2 separate regions of the Homo sapiens genome follow, and region 2 is linked to region 1. Evidence: chromatin loops called from intact Hi-C (ENCODE). Cell type or tissue: dorsolateral prefrontal cortex. All regions are shown on one strand. Each heading gives the region's core, and the rest is flanking DNA. Links, peaks and the distances in the headings are about the cores only.

Region 1 (2,500 bases), core at 1-2,500:
CACAAACTAGAGTTCAAATCCTAACATTTATTACCTTTATAACCTTTATTGTGTTATTTAATCTAAGCCTGTTTCCTCCTCTGCAAAATGGGGATAATCAATATCTTTGAAAGTATTAAGAGGATTAAAGAGAATGTGCATAAATCTCAACACATAGAAAGGACTCAGTAAAGGATGGCTATTATTTCCTGACTTGGGTCATCAGTTTAAAATAAGCCAAATTGAGGCGAAAAAAAAAAAAAAAAAAAAAGGACCAGGAAGTCAGCGGGAGTGTTGGTGGCAAAAGAACAAAATTTGCCTGTCTGTACATATTTTCGGGGGTGGAGGGGGAAAAGTACAACCTCCCTTATAGAAAATGAACACCTCATCCATTTCCACTCCCTCCCCATTCCCTCCCAGGCATTTTATAGAATCAGAAGATTTTGAGGTGGTCACAAGGGATAGGCTACCTCAGCCCCAAAGATTCAGTGTGTCCTAGAACAGGCTGTGGTTAAGAGGGGACACAGAAACTCCCTAAAACATATTTTCATCTGTATTTGCCAATGTTAGCCAATCTAAACCTGATTCTAATCCCACAGGACAAGCTGACCAATACTGACAGAACAAGAATAAAGCTGTCATTGCCAATAAAAATGGTCCTATGTCCAATGGGCCGATGCTGCAACTAGCGTTGGCCAAGTTGAAGGGTTACTGCTTTCATCACATCCAAAGTTATTTTTGCTTGCTTATCATAAACCTCTCTCCTTGGAGGATTCAGCAAATGGCTACGTCTATAGCCTCCTTTCCTATACTATGTGTGCATAACTTGTACCCTACAGCTTCATTATGATATAATTTATTAGAGTATAATGCAGTATATGATCCATTATACTTGAACCTCATCTAATAAAGTTTAACTATTGAATACCCAAATAACCCATAAGAAAGGTAATTCATAGCATGGTCCTGAGGTAATAATTAACAAGGAAATATGGGGGCATTTTGGCTCAGAAACAAAGATCTGAGGGGTATTCCAAAGATCACTTGGTTCTTCTCTTTCTTGTTTACTAATTGTTCCACAGAGTCCTTTTTTGATTCAAACTTCTTGGTTACAATTTAAGAAACAATAAAAACAACATCACTGACCAGTTACTGAGCACCGAGTATGCAACTAAGGACTATTCGAAGCATATTGTTTCAGTTATTTGAGTCCCAACAATCTTATGAGAACTAACTCCAGATGGTCCAAGCAGAAAAGATACTTACTGAAGGGGTGTCTCACAGAATCACCAGAAGGCTGGAGAGACAGGCTTAGAAAGAAAAAGAGGTCTGGTGCTGGGCTGCCAAAACACAGACACCCACGACACCCTTCTTTCAAATTCAAACAGAGATTACACGGCTTCTTTCAGCAACACAGCTTAGTCGAGGCTCATAATCTTTTGCATCAGAAGAAAGTACTCCTCATTATAAAGGGAGATTCCACCTGCTGTAATTTAAATTGTACCTTACCCTGCCCTCATCTTAATAAGTGGTGATGGAGAAATGCTGTCCCCCCAAAACTCAACTTTCCTATTCCAGAATTCTTATTAAACCTCTCAGACTCCCCTTTTCTAGGCTGTCAGTTCCCCTTCTCAGTTTTCATAATACACATATTCATCCTTTAAGATTGCAAACTTACTGCAGAAATGACTACAACTGACCTGCAACATGAATTCTCAAAGGACCTGATGCACCACCAGGTACTCAGAGTAATCAATAAATGTGTCAAGATGGAAATCAGCAGCCCTGTTACTAATAAAAACACTGGATTTCCAACAGCCCATGTTGGGGATGCCTTCCTTAGCAGGGTAGTTATATTAATTTTACAATGCCTGAACAGCAGGGGAAATTTTCCATTTATAGTGAATAACATTTCATTGAAAATGCAGAGCGTAACTCATTCCATGCTCTTCAATTATGGCAACCTCGAAAAGTGATCCACTGGAAAAAAAAAAAAAGAAATGCTTCCTCAGGCTTCTCCCTATTTATCTTCCTGATTAATAAGACAATACTACTGAATGCTGATGAGACTGACTTTAAAACCCACAGTAGAGGGGAAATGGTCCATGGGCCAGAACCCCAACCAGCAGCTTCTCTAGAATGAAGTATCTGAGAACCACTGCAAAAACGCAGCATCTAATGCCTGCCATTCCATTCCACGCAACCCCCCCAACTCCTCCCCCACGCACCCCCCACCACCCCCTGCCACACACACACAATCTCCCTGATGGGTTAAATGTATCATTCGGCAGTGGAATTTAAGTTTAGACCAATTTTCCTAGACACTCAAACTGTAACAAAGTAACAAAGCAAGCTCTGATGATAAAAGACAGATTTCACTCCTAGCTTATTTTCCATGAGCACCGGAAAGACCTCAATACAATGGGAAGGCAGAAAACACACACATATCTGCCCAAACAAATTCAATAATTGCAGTTATTCTGTTCGTTTCTCTCTGTTGTCCCAGACCTGCACATCATCT
Region 2 (5,722 bases), core at 1,328-3,827, 240 kb before region 1:
TGAATGAGCATGAGCAACCTGCCTGAGCAAGAGCCAGCAAAATGGCCTGGGCTCCAGGGGCACAGTTCTGAGCATTCCCTCTTCTAGGTGACATTCACTATCATTCCCCGAGGCTACCTCATGGTACCAGGTGACTAAGCCAGAGGGGCTCAAGCATCATTTCCTTCCCCAATCTAGGCCAAGTGGCTGAGTCCAGGTTATTCATCCACATCCCCTCCCTTATGTGGAATGCACTACCCAGCTCCATCTGTGCAACATTTGAAAGTGACCCCATTCCCTGAAATAATCCCCTATTGCACACTGCCTGTTATTTTACCTGAATGAATAAAAACCTGATCCACCTCTGACATGATTTGGGTGCAGCACTTAGGCCAGGTTTAATCAGGTTGATGCCCACAATGCCAAGCCCCTGGGCAGTTCCATTGCCAACACTCCTGGGACATCCCTGGTGGCTTGATCAGGAATCTGGCAAAGCCTTAGGGCATTAGCAGGCCCCTACTTCTCCTCACACTGTGCAGCCACTCACTGAAGCAAAGGAAATTGGACTCTGGCTCAGCCAACAATGAACTATGAGAGGATGAGGAGTCAGATCGTGTCCTTTTGAACTATCTTAGGCTGTTTTGTTTCTCCAAATGGGTATTCTTTATAGCTAGACTTAAGAAAGAAAACCTTCCTTGACCACTGTTAGAGGCTGAATTGTGTCCACTCCCAAAATTCATATGTGAAGTCTCAACCCTCCGTACACCTGAAAGTGACTGTATTTGGAGATAGGGTCTTTAAAGAGGTAATTAATATTAAATGAGTTCATTGGGCTGGGCCGTCATCCAATACATCTGGTGTTCCTTTAAGAAGAGGGAGTTTGGACATAGACAGGTACAGAGGAGTGACCATGAGAAGAGGCAGAGAGAAGACGGTCACCCAGAAGCCAAGGAGAGAGCCCTGGAACAGATGTTTCCCTCACAGCCCCCAGAAGAAACCAACCCTGCCAACGCTTTGATCTCAGGCTCTAGTCTTCAGAACTGTGAGAAAAGAAATTCCTGTTATTTAAACCACCCAATCTGTGGTATTTTGTTACAACAGCCTTATCAAACTAACGCAACCACTTAGTGGGGGAGAAAGAAGAACTCCATGAATCAGGCAAGCTTGGGGCCTGAGGCCCTCTTCTGGTCCACTGCTTCCCCATCTGGGTGGCCACAGTGCTCGCCAAGGTTACCCCAGGCTGCAGCTCTGCATTTGATTCCCCCAAACACTCATAGTCTTAGCTCCTCATTTTTAACAATAGGTCTTCCTTGCAGCCACAGGAATTTGAAGCAAGACCGAAGTGCAGCAGATTGGAGAGTGGGGTCGTGGTTTGTTAGCAAGGCAGTGGAAGTGGTCACGATCCTTCAATGACTGTTAAACCTTCATCCGAGTCTGACTCCCATGAACGAACTACTCAGGCAGATGCAAACAACCAACCAGCCTTAGAGACAAACGGACCAGCGAGGAGAGGAGAGTTGTGTGGAGACTGGAGAATGTGTGTTGCCAGCCTGTTTCTAAAAATGGAATAGAAGAATGGTGAGTATCCTTGAGGCAGAGAGAAAGAAAGAAGCTCTCCCATGAATGCTGCTGTAAGGGAAGAGGCATCTGCAACTTGCCTTTCTAACCTACCCAGACTTGTGTTTTACAACTGGCCTGATACTTGTACAGGTAACTGGCCAAGAGAAAAAGTGATCATTTGGGTCTGGTGCTTCTTCCATGTTTTTTTTTTTTTTTCTTAAAAGAAACATTATAAAGCTGAATGTCTGAAATGATTTTGGATTCACACCTACTGTCTATGGAACAGCTTGAAGCTGACTAGTTTAGCTCATTGAAACACTCGGATCCGCTCAGACTCTGCCCACACACAAGAGCTTGGCACTAGCCAGGCTCCAAGAGATCTGGTTCTTGCAAACAGCTCCTTTTGCTTTCTCTCCTTCTGTCAGATTGGGCTGCTCCTTGCTGTCTTTTTCTGGGTCTTGAGGGCAGCTCTTTCCATCCCTGTCCAAGCCCCTCACTTCCAGCTTCCAGGATATGCCAAAATTGACCACTCTACCTCCCTAGGCTAGTCCATAGTGCCACACTCCTATTCTCTCTCCTCCCCTTGATTAAACTTGTATTTCCACACATCTGAACAGGCTGCTGCACAAGCTTCCTTCTCACTCACTTGCTTCCCACCAGCTCTTGTTCTGCTTCCTCTTCTCTCTCCCATAACCAATTCACTCAGACAGAATGGATCTTATGTAACACGCCTCCCTGTCACTTCCCCAAAAGGTGGCTTCCAAGCCCTGGTTGAGGCAGAGACATCTGCATTTCCACTTGCAGAAACAAACACCATGTGGGGCTCCCTGGCACCTCTCCAGGGCTGTGAGATCAGGCACACGCTGAAAGAAGTGCTATCCTGCTTACAACCCACAGTCCCTCCCTGGGCTACCTGGTCACAGATTACACGAGCAATTGTCACATAATCGTCCTGTAATGTCTTCCCAGAGATTTCAACTAGCTCCAAATTGTTTTGGCTAATAAAAACTAAGGAGATTTGCAGGAAACTCCAGATGCATTCAAACACTTGGGGGGATTGAGCAGCCTGAAGGCAGATGAAACTTAACTCAAATAAACATAAGGTAATGTGCATTGGCAAAAGTAATCTAAGATGTGAGTGTATATCTGTGCACTCCAAATTTGCAGCCGCCTCTGAGGAAGGAAATCTGGGAATAGCTCACAATGGATGAAGTGGGCAGAACAGCCAAGGCTGTCCCAGAGTAACTACTCCTTGACAAGGAAAATCGGATCTCATTTTGTACAGACCCCATCAGTGGTCCAAACTGGACTGTGTTGCTTGGTTCTGCTACAGATTCCATAGTGTCACTCTTACTTTCAGTTGTGGGAAGACAACAAGAAGTGGTTTCCAGGTGCTAGCCTCTGAGGCCAGGAGGCTATGCGGTGTTCCTGGTGGGGTAAGTTGAAGTACATGTCTGTGTTTGTCCATTTTTACCATTGATCGCCAAATCCTGGAAGGTGCCGAGTTATCTGCACCTGCTGATTAACCCCCAGGGCCGTGTTTAGATGAAGGACCAGCTTCCAAATTACAGTACCCCCTGACTTCAGACAACTCTCTAATTTGCTACATAAAAATTACTGAAAAGCCGTGTTTTGGTGTGCCATAAAGGGAGTTTAGTTCTTGGACTGGGGGAATATACACACACATACATATAAACACATGTAATAAATATATACATATATGTGTGCCTGCACACAAACACACACATACATCTGCTAATTGTGATTTCTATGGGTATGACCCTGCGTGGTCCAAGAAACCCAGTAGACAGGTAAGTGACTTTACCGGCACTTGAGAAGTACCGCTGTTTGCAGGGCCGGAGGAGGTCGGCACAGGCCTGCCAATCATGCCTTGTTCAGCCAAACCTCTCTCCTCCAAACCTCTGAGAGATAGGGGCAGATGACCACCAGCCCCATATCTTCAGCCTCCTCAGAAAGGTGCTGATACCTGCAAACAGGAGGGGGAGCAATGGCCTATCACTTCCCTCTTGCTGCAGCACCAGGAGCTGAATAGTCTCAAGTCAGCTTGGCTTACCTCCCTTCTCCCACAGTAACCATGCACAGAAAAGGTGCGATAGCACTGAGGGAGGCTGTGGATTGGGAGGAGAGGTGGGGTCTGGAATATTCTCCCTTCTAGAAAGTAGCAAAAGAGTTCCAGTGCCTGGCAGTCCAAAGGCCCCTCGTGGCATAGAGGAGAAAGGGAGACATGGCCACAGCCCCAGCACCAGGAACTGGGCAGGTCCATTTGGCCCACCCATTGCACATGGCTCTATGTCATCATTATCCAGCTGATCATACAAAAGTCCCACCTGGCACGTGGGAGCAGTTCACAGGGTCAATGTATAATGTGCAGAGCTTCCAGGTGTGTGAGAGCCAGTCACTGAGAGCTTTGGGCTTCTTCCTCGGTCCCCAAGAACTGAAGCCATTGCTCCTCTTCCTCAGTCAGCACCAGTGCTTCCTGGGGGCTATATCCTCAGGCCTGCTGGTAAGCAAAAGCCTCCTCAATTTCTCTGGTACCATGATGCCACTGAAACAAGCATACCACCCCATTTGAGGACTTTAGGAGTCTTTTATTTTTAATAATATAGGGAATGGATTCATTTTGTTTATGCATCAAATATTTTTCTTCTGCTCCATACAAAACACTACACTAAGTGTAGAAGACAGTATAGATTTAGCAGCCAACTGGAAAAGAGAAACTGTACACAATTTGCAATGTCCGTAAGAGCAACAAAGCAAATAAAATGCTCTGAAGAGCAATTTGTCTTGGGACTAACAAAACAAAAATTTACCTGTGAAGTTCTAATAAAGAGGACACCAAGCAATGTCATAAATGAGGAATTGATCAGTTCTCATATTTTGCTGTGATCACTGGAGAATCTGCTTCTAAAGTTCTGAAATAGGGCTTGAGATTTTGCATGTTTCTTTTTTTTTTTTTTTTTTTTTTTTTTTTGAGACTGAGTTTCGCTCTTGTTGCTGAGACTGCAGTGCAGTGGTACAGTCTCGGCTCACTGCAACCTCCACCTCCCGGGTTCAGGTGATTCTCCTGCCTCAGCTTCCAACATAGCTGGAACTACAGGCGCCCGCCACCATGCCCAGCTAATTTTTTTGTATTTTTATTAGAGACGAGGTTTCATCATGTTGGCCAGGCTAATCTCAAACTCCTGACCTCAGGTGATTCATTGCCTTGGCCTCCCAAAGTGCTGGGATTACAGGGATGAGCCACTGTGCTCAGCGATTTTGCATGTTTCACAAGCTCCTCGGTGTTGGTGATGCTGCGATGCTACTGGTTGTGAGACACACTTGAGTAGCAAGGCTCTAGACCAAGTGATATTTCGCTAGGCTGTCTTATACAAACTCTTAGTACTGGTCAGTGGTGTAATTATACTGGGCAGGCTGGCCAAGGTAGCTCACACCTATAATGCCAGCACTTTCAGAGGCTGAGTCAGGAGGATTGCTTGAGGCCAGAAGTTCGAGACCAGCCTGGACAACATATTGAGACTCCATCTCCACAAAATAAAAATAAAAATTAGCTGGGCGTGGTGGTGCCTGCCTGTAGTCCTAGATACTTGGGAGGCTGAGATGAGAGGATCAATTGAGCCCAGGATTTCAAGGCTGCAGTGACCTATGATCAAGCCACTGCACTCCAGCCTGGGTGACAGAGCAAGCCTCTGTCTCTGAATAATAATAATACGGGGCATTAGCACTCAACTCCAGCAATGGATTGGAGGCTACTATGACACCCAAGTAATCAGCTCCCTACCAACCTGGTTGTACCCAGAAGAAGGTTCAGAATACTTAGAAGAATGGTAGAGTGAATAAGTTTTAAAACTCTTCCTAAATATCATTTTTCCCAGTCTAACTTCTTTATTCTTAGCTGGCTATGAACCCAAGATGGTCCTCCCCAACAAATAACTGGAGAGCTGCCAGGGCACCCTGGGAACATAGGCCAGGGGCAGACCTCAATCTCCTAGGAAGCCGAGGGACCTGGAAGGGATTGGCCTCAATTCACAATGAGAAGGATATGGGTAGGATGAGGAGGGAAGAAAGGAGTTTCCAGGTCCTTCATATAAGCCACTAACGCAGGAAGAAAACCATAGAGTGCTTAGAAGACACTGTTTGCAAGGAACACGCCCGGGCCCCC

The links. A loop is a pair of places that touch in the nucleus more often than their neighbours do. Peaks named below come from ENCODE experiments on the same cell type or tissue, not always from the same donor. Only the 100,000 strongest peaks of a DNase experiment are listed, where the experiment ranks them.
Region 2: a loop joins it to region 1, with 6 times the contacts of the local background. A loop is called at or near these places in 1 of 110 quality-filtered maps.

The regions. Positions count from the first base shown.
Region 1 is chr4:151,621,272-151,623,771 of GRCh38, reverse strand. The region is part of intron 7 of FHIP1A (FHF complex subunit HOOK interacting protein 1A); the gene reads right to left. Among named protein-coding and RNA genes, the nearest start is that of GATB, 140 kb to the left of the region's middle. In dorsolateral prefrontal cortex, for the core only: no CTCF peak of the experiment used is centred there; no DNase peak of the experiment used is centred there; H3K27ac peaks cover 2,235 bases.
Region 2 is chr4:151,862,095-151,867,816 of GRCh38, reverse strand. The region is part of intron 2 of LOC127898557 (a long non-coding RNA gene); the gene reads right to left. Among named protein-coding and RNA genes, the nearest start is that of LINC03074, 91 kb to the left of the region's middle. In dorsolateral prefrontal cortex, for the core only: no CTCF peak of the experiment used is centred there; DNase peaks (open chromatin) are centred at 1,906 and 2,356; H3K27ac peaks cover 2,500 bases.